Linked DNA regions of Homo sapiens: region 1 is linked to region 2. A link is an interaction called in ENCODE POLR2A ChIA-PET data of the cell type or tissue named here. Cell type or tissue: PC-9. All regions are shown on one strand. Each heading gives the region's core, and the rest is flanking DNA. Links, peaks and the distances in the headings are about the cores only.

Region 1 (9,196 bases), core at 4,053-6,552, 680 kb after region 2:
TAAATTGGTTACCCCAAATACCCCCAATGATAATAAAAAGAGAAAATGAAAGCTGAGAGCTGTGGTATAACTAGACTTCAGCACTTCAAGTAAGACTATAGTTGAGATCAGGAAAAGCCAATCTTTCTTGTAGAAGATGCAGTTATGTCAACAATTGGAGAAACTGAAGAGAGTTTCTCTATTCAATTTGAGCTTTACATAAATTCAGATGCAGTCAAGACTGGCCCTTCTCAGACTGAAAGGAAAAACTGGATAACTCAATGAAGAGGCTTAGGGACAGTAAGATAAGGCACAAGTCTTCAGTAGATCAACTGATTAGGTTAAAACTAAATGCCTTCTAAAGATCCTAAGCAAGCAAAAGTGCATATTTACTTTCAACTGAGGAAAGAAAATATAGAATATTGTTACTTTTTTAAAAGCTGCTGTCAAACTGCACTGACCTGTAACATACAGTAACTTGCTGTTTGAACATCTCCAGTTCTATCAACATAACTCTCCATTAAGTCCACTCCATCTTTAGTAAGGCCTGTAAGCAAAATTCCTTCCAAATTTCCAGCCTCTTTCATTTCATTGGTCAACTTTTCGATGTATCTATTTAACTGGAAAATTTAAAGTGATTTTTCTAAAGCAATCTGTTTCACTATGTATTTTGTACTTCAAAACTACATTTTGAACAATTTCATTCCTAATGGAAAACATTTTAAAACAAAAGACTTTACTAAAATATAAATATTTAACTAAGAAGTCTGCATCTATTACAAATTTCAAAGCAATATCCATAATCATTTAAAATATTTTAAAAAGGCATTTATTATGTTGATAATTAATCCATAAAAGAACTATAGATGGTTTATTATTTTAAAGATAATTGTCCTCATTATTCTGCGAAATTTTTGCTGTCTATCATAGTAGTATGTAACAGAATCACAAAATCTGGAGTTGGAAGGGAACTTTAAGATCATCAAGAATAACTTCCTTTAGGTCTTCCCTGACTTCAACCCACCCCAAACTCTTGCCAAGATTCCTCCATCTTTCCCCAGCATTTTTCATTATTATAGTACTTAGCATATAGTATTACTGGTTGTTTACATGCATTTCCCCCTCACTATATACACAGCATAGGCATTTAGCATTGTTTAATGTAGTAAAAATGAGGAACCCTTTCATAGCATCACTAAGAGGTGAGTTTAACATCTTTACCTACTAACTAATCTTACCCTCCAAAGAAGAAATATACTAAAATATTGTCAGTATTCTAAACAAATAAATTTAGTTATGGTAGACATTTTCAAAATATTTTTATCTAATAAATTCTTACCATACTTTTTAGAAGAATTAGCTTATCAATCTCATACATATGTAATTATAAAGACTAGTTTCTTACATAATTGTGACAGTACATATTAATTACTTCAAATGTGGAATTAAATCAGTTTTCACCTGAGTATCACTAAGGAATTTACAAGCAAATGCCACTCTGTCACGTACTGCAACTTTGTTTTCATACTGGAAAGAAGAGAAAAAGCAAGGAGTTACTTCTAGGCGCACTGGTTTTAAATTTTTGCAGAGACTGAATGTTTTATATAAATAAAATGAATATGTTTATTTCCAAATTTATTAATAAGTTATATTTATCTTGCAGAGCCATTAATTGCCTGAGATGCCTTTCTTGATGTAACTCTTAGGAAATTCAGCAATAAGGTTTTGTCCTTGCAAAGTAAAAATTTACCTTTTAAACACTAGCCAAATTCAGTTTTTAAAAATCCAGGTCAGTCTTACATAACATAAAACATAAGCAATGATGCACAGTATATCAAATTTAAGATGCCACATAATCTTTCCATCATAGAAATTAATTTTAGAGAACTAAGGAAATCTTTCCTTGGCTACTAAGTTAATCAGTAAGTCTAAGAAATTTGTGAATTGGCTACACCAGTACACAACTTAGAAGAATACCAATATACGTTTCCAAGTACAAAGTGACAAGTTTTAAAACATAAACAGACACACTCTTGTGGCTAAAGTTGTTATATAGGTGGTTTGTGGCAAAGATTTCAGAGGCATTATAATAACTAAAATTTTTGTAAACTCGTCAATATCATGAAACACTTTTGAAATATATTTACTACAAATGTAGGAAGGTACAATTAATTTTGTAATTTGTAAAAATAATTTAAGGGTGGAAAAAAGATCCAATTTCCACTGAAGTCATCCTATGAAAATTTTACTTTTTTAACCGTAAGATCACTTCAGTTGATACCTATATCTTAGCATATTTTTTCTATGATAAAATATGGTTTTGCCCTAAAGAGAGAACATATTTCATATAACTAGATTTAACTCTTAGATTCAGTTGCATATGTTACAAAATTTTGATCTGGAAAGAGTTATAAACATTATTCTGTCCCATTTTACATCTCGAGAAAGTAATACTCAAAAAAATTAACTGAATGGCTATGGTAAATGGGGCAGAGCAAGGAGTCAGGCCTGTATTTTCCGACTTCCCAATTCAGTACTTTTCACATTACTATTAACATTTTTTAAATAGCAACATTAATTATAATTATTTATACATAAAGTATAACTAAATACATAAATGAAACAGCTTGGAAATATGAACTTCGTACTCAAGATGACTGTTATCTAATAACTCAAATTTATGTATAGCAAAACAAGGATACTGGGGCAGGGCATGGCGGCTCACATCTGTAATCCCAGCACTTTGGGAGGCCAAGTCAGGTGGATCATTCAAGATCAGGAGTTCGAGACCAGAATTGATATTTCTGGCCAACATGAGGAAACCCCGTCTCTACTAAAAATACAAAAATTAGCCGGCATGGTGGTGCATGCCTGCAGTCTCAGCTACTTGGGAGGCTGAGGCACAAGAATCACTTAAACCCAGGAGGTGGAGGTTGCAGTGAGCTGCCATTGCACCACTGCACTCCAGTATGGGTACAGAGCAAGACACTGTCTCAAAAACAACAACAACAACAACAAAAAAAAAAAAAAAAAAAAGGGAAAGAAAAGTACTTATTATGGGTCACTTAACTTAAAATGCAGAAATTTAATATTTAAACAATATACATCTTTTATCAATTCAGAAGTTAACAATCCACTTGTTTATCTAGTCTCTATCATTCTCTAACACTTCGTGAAAGCATTATTTTATCTCTCCAAGATACATTTAAAGTCTTCTGTTTAACAAAAAAGATTAATTACAGTTAAAAAATAAAGTCCTAACATTATACGTATTAATTTGAATTGGTCAGAAAAAGTTCAATAGTAATTTATTAAAAGTAATAAAGTACATAAAGTGCAAAATACACATTTATTAAACATTTCATTAAGCTGCTCCAATAAAATACATATTTTTACAAATTCTTAGGGACTAATCCTTAAATCACTTATTCAAGAAATGTATAATTGATAAGAAATGGTACAGTAGCAAACACAGAAATGAATTTCAGTGTAGAAAGTTCTTCCCACTGCTAGAAAGAAGCCAAGTAGTGCAAAGAAAGTTGTAGTACTATTGTTTAGCTTAAAACCCAATAGCTAAAACTGGTAAGCAAATCTCACTTCATTCTTTCTTTCCCCGTTTTGTGATAAAGAACCTATTTGATTGTGTTATGATCACAGGTGGTTAAAACAGAAGAGAAAAAGAATAACACAAAGACCAAATAAAAAGCTGAAATAGTCCACTGTAAGTACTGTTATCATTCCTAACAGGAACCACAAAGACTAACTGGGACAAGATGTATGGCCACCTCCACCATAACTGATCAATAATCGTGAGTTGTTTTATTTAACTACACACACACACACACACACACACACACACACACACACACGTGCATGTGTGCACAGTGTAAACAGCGAATATATTTTTATGTTTACACAGCTGTAGATTTCTACAGCTCAGTTCTTAAGCTAAAGGATAAAATCTTTATTCCTTCTATATCTGTAAATTATATTAAAACCATAAAAATCAAATCCAGTTTGGTATCAGTTAACTAACTCTAGGACGGGAATCACACTCAAGAAGAGCTGCTCAAAAAAAAAGCCCAAGATGCCTTATTTTAAATAACATATGCATAAAAATATAATATTTTATGCAACAGACATTTGAAAATTTTAATAAAGTTAGATAAAAACTCCTATCTTAATTCAAAGGAAGATCTTAAAAAACAAGTTAGCTTACCAAAACTCCATCGTAAGATCCTGTTTCACTTGTCAGAAATGCAAACATGACACACAAATACGGGTTATTTAGCTGTAATCGCAGTGTGCTACACATTTCTCTCCAAAGGGAGTTCTTCTCATCCGTATAACCCGATAAAGCCATTGCTACCACATTGAGATTCAGATCTCCTGCATATTAAAAACAGCCAGCTAATCAAAGTGATCAAAAGCTTAATATCTCTTCTACATTTCTTAAACCATAAATAGAAATCAGAGGGTGACTTTTACCCTCAGAAAAATGAGCTCAGAGAATAAGGGTTTTGGGCTGCTCTGCCTATGGAGTAGCCATTCTTTTATTCCTTTACTTTCTTAATAAAGTTGCACTTTACTCTTGAAAAAAAAAAAAAAGGGGGGGGTTTGGGTTTTGATTCAGACTGGAAAATTTGGCAAAGACAATAAGCAAAACATTTCTACCCTTATAAAACTCATGCCCATGTGTGCAAACTCTGTGCAGGGAAGCAGATCTTTTACTTTTCAAGTTCTCAATCCAGGCAGGGTCTTATATAAGTTATTCCTGTGTATGTTCCCATATATGTATGTTATTGCTTACTAAATGAAGAAAAGTGAAGTCATCCTACCAGAATCACTGTCAACTTTAACAAGTTTATTAATGTAAAGGTATTTCAAAAACACTTATAGTAAATATTGCATCTCAAGACTGCAATATTCAAAATCATTTTATTTTCCTATTCCTAAATATATAATGCAGACACTTATGTATATAAGTGTCAATGCAAAGTGCAGAAAGTAATATTTCAATACTTTAATTACAGTATTACACTTACAATTTTTCCAGGACAAAATGAACTACAAGAATTACCACAGAACTGCATTTAGACCCATTTGCAAGAAAGCATTTGTTACCAATAGTCTTTTAAACATTTGTTCTTAGCAGTTTAGATGCATGCTGATAAGCTGCTAACTTTGCCTTCAGCAGTATGGCTGCCTAGTCTTCTAACCGAAGTTCAGCTTCAAAAGAAAAAACTGAATTTTCCTTTAACTTTGACTTTTAAGTATTTTCTACACTTATTATATAAGTTTTCTTAATCTATTTCTTGATTCTAATCTTTTTCTTTCTTTTCCAAATAAAGCAGTGTTTCCCACTTTATGTTCTTAACAGCTTTATATTCCTCATTTCTATAAACACTTTCCCAAGTTACTTTGTGCTTGCTTCCTTTGCCTAATACATTAGATTTAAGGTCTTTTAAAATAAAAATAAAAATAGCAAAGAAGTATCTTTGGATTTTGTATAGAACAATTTACTTCTAAATGGAAAAGAATGTTTGACTCAGAGAAGTCTTCTCTTCAGTCCTTAAAATCACTGGAAAGATACATTTTCCCTATTGTTAGTATGGGTGTTTAAATCGACCACCAAATTTCCCAGGTACACAAGATAGGAAAGTATCACCCTTTCAAGTTATAGCAAAATTATAATTAGAAATGGCTTTAAATATCAATTCTTTTTTCCATCATCACCTATTTTCTATTGCACTCTTAAATGAGGGAGACTTTTGTTAGAGCAAAGGTGAAGGAAAAGATGCCAATCTGAGCAAAACATTGACTTTTTTAACTTTTAGACTACAAAAAAAATTACAGTGAATTTCATGTTTTTCTCTATGCTACAGCTAAACTATAATGGTTTCAAAATGGACCAGCAAGTAAGGATTCAGTATTCTGAATATTCAAAAATTATTTTTTAGGTGTACTAAAGACCAATAGCTATATATATTTTAGTTATTTCCAAGCGAAATATTCCTGATAAGAAAAAAACCCCTGAGGTTTTGTATTAGGATTTGTTTTTCCGAGGATCCTCTGGCAAAATGCCAGAGTAAAAAAACCTTATCTCTTTCTTTTTAAAAAATACTAAATGAAAACTGTATTTTAATCACCAGATTCAAGAAGCAATTTGAAGATCAAAGTATGCTTTTTATAACAATTTGTATTAGCCTAAATAAAAGTGTCATTCAGAGTTTCTTAAAGGTCAAACAATAACCATCCCAAAGAAAGTATAAACTAAAACACTCAAATATGGATCGTAAAAATACTTGTAGGCTAAAGTAGCCCTAATCTTTAAGAAAATATATTTTAAAAAATGTTATGTGAACTATCTTTAAGAGAAAACATTGAAAATGGACACACTTGAGCACTCCTTATAATATTATACTAACATTTAAGACACATCTTTGTTTTTACAGCCCTAAACCAAGGCATAAGAGATGAGCTAAGTATTTACTGTTATAGATATACTGCTGTGTTTTCTCCTCCAACAAAAATTAAATTAAAATTTTAAGTGATTAGATATTTGAAAATTATTAGCCTCTTTTCTTTAAAAGATTCCATGAACTGCTAACATCTTAGATTATAACTAATATCTTAGTTTATAACCTAATACCTTTTTCAGAAGATGCCCCTTCATTCAGGATTTGGATTGCTCGGCGAATATCCAAGTTGAACAATGCCACAGCAGCAGCTCTTTCCCATTCCCCTTCTTGTACAAGGGAGTTCAAAAATGGCCCCACGTCTACATCCGTTCCTTTCTTTATCCACCCACAAAGCTGTAAAGCTAAGATTCTCTCTTCATTTAAATTTTGAATATCACTTTGCTTATCCAACCCACTCCAATTATGTCTGCTGCTTTCCACCATTCCTAAAAACAGAAAACATTTTTATATTGTTTTATTTCAAAATATATTTGGAAAGTAAGTCAGTTTTACAGAGAACTATGTTGACACATTTAGAATATTTAACTTCTCGGCCATAATTTTATGATAGTGTAAATATGAACTATGCCACAAATACAACATATTTTGCATGTTTTTAAGTACAGTAGCTCCTTGAGTTAGCAAAGAACTACTGAAATAAGAGCAAATGCTCAGATGGACTAAACTGAGTTACTGCCTGGCCACCTAATCTAAAATAGACATACTTGTTATTATCTAACTCACCACCCATTGTTTCCTCTATTTCCTTTAGCACTTAATATGTGCTCCCATTTATTAATTTATTTTTCAGTCTTATCTCTTCTCCCAGTAGCGCATAAGCTCCAAAAGGGCAGGTGTCTTGTCTGTTTTATTCACAAGGTATCCCTACTGTCTGAAATCCAGTAGAAGTGATCTTGCTTTCTTCCTTCTTTCTCTGTACATTAAAAAACAAGATTACAGACTTCAAAGTACTTTGAAAGTTTAAGGTAAGTAATAATTTTAAAATATAATGGGACTAACTTGAGGGCTATTTTTCCCCTTACTAAATCAGAAAACTTCATTTCTCATTCTTTTTTCAGAACAAACCCTTGCCTTCACATAGCATTATTTATACTGCAATCAAGGCAGTTGATCCTAATGACATGGTAATTTCACTTAGGATGATACTTAGTGCCAAATAAAGTCAAAACGAATAAAGATGACACTTAAGAACTATAATAACAAATTCTTAAATGTTCTAGAAAGTTTTACCACCAAAATTGTCATTATATAATTATGTTTTTTAACAAAAAGGATTTTCAGAATAAACTAAATTATGAATTAGGCAACATGAATGTCCAACATTACCAACTTTTTATTTTTTGTAGTAATTTACCTTTGTAATTTACAGTAATTATATATTTATATATTTACATACAATACTGCAATTATACATTTGTAAATAACTAGATCAACAGCAGACAGTTTCTAGAATTCCTCATTCAACCTGTTGGTTGTAGGCAGAACTGTTAAAAACGGCTGCATTCCTGTCCTGGCCCGCCCTCCCGCCCCGCCAACCACACTCTTGTGTAAACCCCTCCCCTTGCGTACAGGTAGAATCTGTAACTTGTCTCGAGATAACAGAATACAGCAGAGGTGAAAGCATTTTGCAGATATAATTAAGGCCCTTACTCAGTTCACCGAGCGAATCAAGGGAAGATTATCCTGTGTGGGCCTGACCTAATTAAGTAAGTCCTTTGAAAGACAGTCTCGAGGTAAGAGAGAAGCAGCAGGAGACAGATCTCCTGCTGATGATCTTGAAGATGTAAAAGCTGCTGTGCTCTGAGAGGGTCTGTGAGAAGGCCACGTGGCAAGGAACTGTGAATAGCCTCTAAGGAGCTGAGAGCAATTTCTGGCCATTAGCCCTCAAGAAAATGGCTACCTCAGTCCCACAGTTGCAAGGAACTGAATTCTGCCAACAACTCCATGAACTTGGAAGAGCACTCCAACCTCTAGAAATAAATACAATTTGGCTGATACCTTCTGGTTAGCCTTTTTGAGACTCTCAACAGAGGACCCAGCTAAGGTGTGCCCAGACTCCTGACCCATGGAAATGACGAGATAGTAAATGAATGAAAATACACTACCAAAGTTAATTTAGCTACAGTCATTCTGGTCAAGGAATTAAAGGCATAAACAAACACAAGCAAAAATAAGAAAATATTAAAAACTTGTCATTTGCAAGTTAAATTACATATATAAAATTTTTCTTTTCTTTTTTTGAGATGGAGTCTTGCTCTGTCACCCAGGCTGGAGTGCAATGGCACACGATCTCAGCTCACTGCAACCTCCGCCTCCCAGGTTCAAGCGATTCTCCTGCCTCAACAGGTGCACACCACCACACCCGGCTAATTTTTGTATTTTTAGTAGAGACCGGGTTTCGCCATGTTGGCCGGGCTGTTCTCGAAGTCCCGACCTCAGGTGATCCACCCACCTCAGCCTCCCAAAGTGCTGGGATTACAGGCATGAGCCACCGTGCCCGGCCTATTTTTACTCTTTTCAAGTATTCAGACTAAATGATTTTTAAGAAAAATTTTAGGCCAGGCACCGTGGCTCATGCCTGTAATCCCAGCACTTTGGGAGGACGAGGTGGGCGGATCACCTGAGGTCGGGAGTTCGAGAACAGCCCAGCCAACATGGCAAAACCCGGTCTCTACTAAAAATACAAAAATTAGCCGGGTGTGGTGGTGTGCACCTGTAGTCCCAGCTTCTCGGGA
Region 2 (2,500 bases), core at 1-2,500:
CTGCGCTCCCCCCGCCCCTTTCCCTCGCCTTCGGCTGACGCTGACGTCGGATGAGTGATCCGGAGGGACGCTCCGACCGCGGCCGGGAGGCTCCTGGGGGCCGGGGCTCCGAGGTACCTGCCCTCCGGGGTCGGGGCGGGGGCGCGCCGGGCGGGCTGCAGGAAGCAGCAGGAGACGCCCGGCAGCCGGGACGGTCGGGGACGCCTGGTAGGAGCTGCCTTCTCTGCCCTCCGCGGGCGGCGCGTGATAGGCGAGTCGCCTCCTCGGGTCCCGGATCCCGGTGCGGGAACCGCATCAGCCCCTTCCCCTCCCCTCCTCCCTCCGGCCTGGGAAGGTCTGGAGGATGCGCGCGCCGTGAGAGCGTGCGTCAGCCCCGGGGGAGCGGTAGGGAAGCGTTCCGCGCTCCGGCCCCAGCGCTGGGAGCACCGGCACCCATGCCAGCCCACCCCACCCACCCACCGCGCGCCTCGCCTTCCCGGCGGCTCCGGCCCCAGGACCCCGAGCTCCCTGGTGGGCAGGGACTTGCGTCCAGGGTTGACTTGTTGACAAGTTCACCTGCCGCGGCGCCTGGTGTGTGCTTTTTCTCTTCCCCTCCGTGGCCCTTTTTTTGGCAGGGGCGGCAGAGAGCATATGGGTACCTCTTTATAACCACTAGTGCCAGGAGGCCTGAGCTTGGTCCCCCGGGGGCGAGGTGCTCAGCAGTCTCGGACTAGACGGGGCGAGAACCCCTAAGCAACCCCGGTTCCAGCAAACCCTGGCGCGCCCGTTTCCTTTGGGCGCTGCTGACTCCGCCTTTCCTGCTCCGGGGCTATTGCAGCTCCTGCTTCCTCTAGAAACGAACATATCCTGTTGTTATGTCTGCCTTTCCCCCAAAGCGGCTCTCCAGGAACCTTTCCCACTGTCTTTTTACTTGTAGTACCCCCAAAGCACCTGAGCTTCTCTTTGGGGTCTTAAAAGTATCGCGCCCTTATTCTGGCGAAGGGCATTAACTGCCTGGTTGGGGAGAGTTAGTTTGGAAAGAATCGCGTTCTCTTCATTTAGATGGCATTAAAAAATTAGCGCAAGAAAGGGTTTTGTTCATGAATCTTAGTAACCGAGATCTGGTAACGGTATAAAAATTATCAAGGCCTGGAAAATATGTCACCAGCTTGCTTGGGAGTGATACTGAATGTAGGAAGAAAGACACATAAGGCATTTATTGGCCATTAAGGTCCTATAAAATATGACTCATCGCAAACATGTTTTTGTCCATACGTTTCAGTGAAGTCTCTTCGGAAAATCTCAAATTGGTTTCTGTGGCCCTCTGGTTTGAATCTGAGATCTGAACTGTTCTGTGGTTAGGGAGTGAAATAAGAAATGCTTAGTTTGAAATCTAGGCTCCCGATGCAATTTCATACCCCCTGTTTAAAACACACACTCTCTAAAAATGCTTTTAAGTAAGTTTTCAAACCAAAGATATATTTTTAGATTTCAGTCTTTATTTTTGAAACACCCTTTGTAGAGAATACCACAGGGACAAAATCAATTTATAATCCTGAATAGCTCAAATATCACTCTTTGGTTTTATACTAATACTGTACATACATCTTAATTGCAGGAGATGTTGCTTTCTAATTGTTTCTGTTTGTATTACAAAGGGAAATAATTGTACTGTTTATAAAGATGAATCTTTAGAAAACGTAACAGTTAAGCTACAGCGGGCTATTTGTGGAGAGACCTGATGTTAAAAAACGTTAACCCTGTATCCTCCACCCGTGGATCATTGAGTGCTAAAGATACTGGATGGTAATTGCCTGGGTGGTTTATTTTGTAACTATTTTCCCCCATTTGGAACACCTGAGTAACTATCTGACTGCTTTCTCTACGCATCTTTACCGCAGTGCATAAAGATCAATCTCACGAAAAGTATAGAAAATTTTGTTACTCAGAGCCTTCAAAATCAGTACGTTTTCAAGGTATTTGACTAAATAGTACATTTTTTTCAGGTGCAAGCAGCATTAGCGGTATGGAGGTCTGGTAGTTATGCCATAACGTAGAAGGATAAACCTATGTTTGGTATGAACTTTTAAGATTATAGAAACCTCATGCGAGAGAGGGAGGAAGTTAACAGGCCCCAAGTGTCAGGATGAATTTTTCCTCTTCGTTGGTTGAGCCTGAGGGTAGGTGGCAGTGTTTATAATCAGCACGCTGGTCACTAGTGTCCTTTTTTTCCATCTGCATTACTAGATTTATGGGAACCATTAATAAGGATGCTATCTGCATGTTTTGTCCATGAGGCAACATAGATCACTAATGAATCTTATCCCCCAACCCCACCACCATTCGCAATCTGCCTCAGCAGAACTTTAAACTCAAAAAACACTTTTCCCCCGCTTTTTTCTTGATTCCCAAGCTGATACATTTCGTATCACAATCATATCTAACACTCTGAGGGAGTATGGAGGACTCATGGGCTTTGGATCCTGATGGAGCAAAATCAGAATCCCTGCGGTAACACCTA

Evidence for each region. ChIA-PET counts read pairs that join two places held together with the same protein. Peaks named below come from ENCODE experiments on the same cell type or tissue, not always from the same donor. Only the 100,000 strongest peaks of a DNase experiment are listed, where the experiment ranks them.
Region 1: POLR2A ChIA-PET joins it to region 2 with 11 read pairs; 2 of 35 experiments call an interaction of 5 or more read pairs at or near these places.

The regions. Positions count from the first base shown.
Region 1 is chr7:7,580,808-7,590,003 of GRCh38, reverse strand. MIOS (meiosis regulator for oocyte development) reads right to left here. Exons shown (of 13, transcript NM_019005.4): 6 at 6,632-6,886; 7 at 4,199-4,368; 8 at 1,441-1,506; 9 at 441-599. Among named protein-coding and RNA genes, the nearest start is that of MIOS, 19 kb to the right of the region's middle. In PC-9, for the core only: no CTCF peak of the experiment used is centred there; no DNase peak of the experiment used is centred there.
Region 2 is chr7:8,259,707-8,262,206 of GRCh38, reverse strand. ICA1 (islet cell autoantigen 1) reads left to right here and starts at 40. Exons shown (of 14, transcript NM_001136020.3): 1 at 40-113. In PC-9, for the core only: no CTCF peak of the experiment used is centred there; DNase peaks (open chromatin) are centred at 36 and 1,216; H3K4me3 peaks cover 1,894 bases; H3K27ac peaks cover 1,781 bases.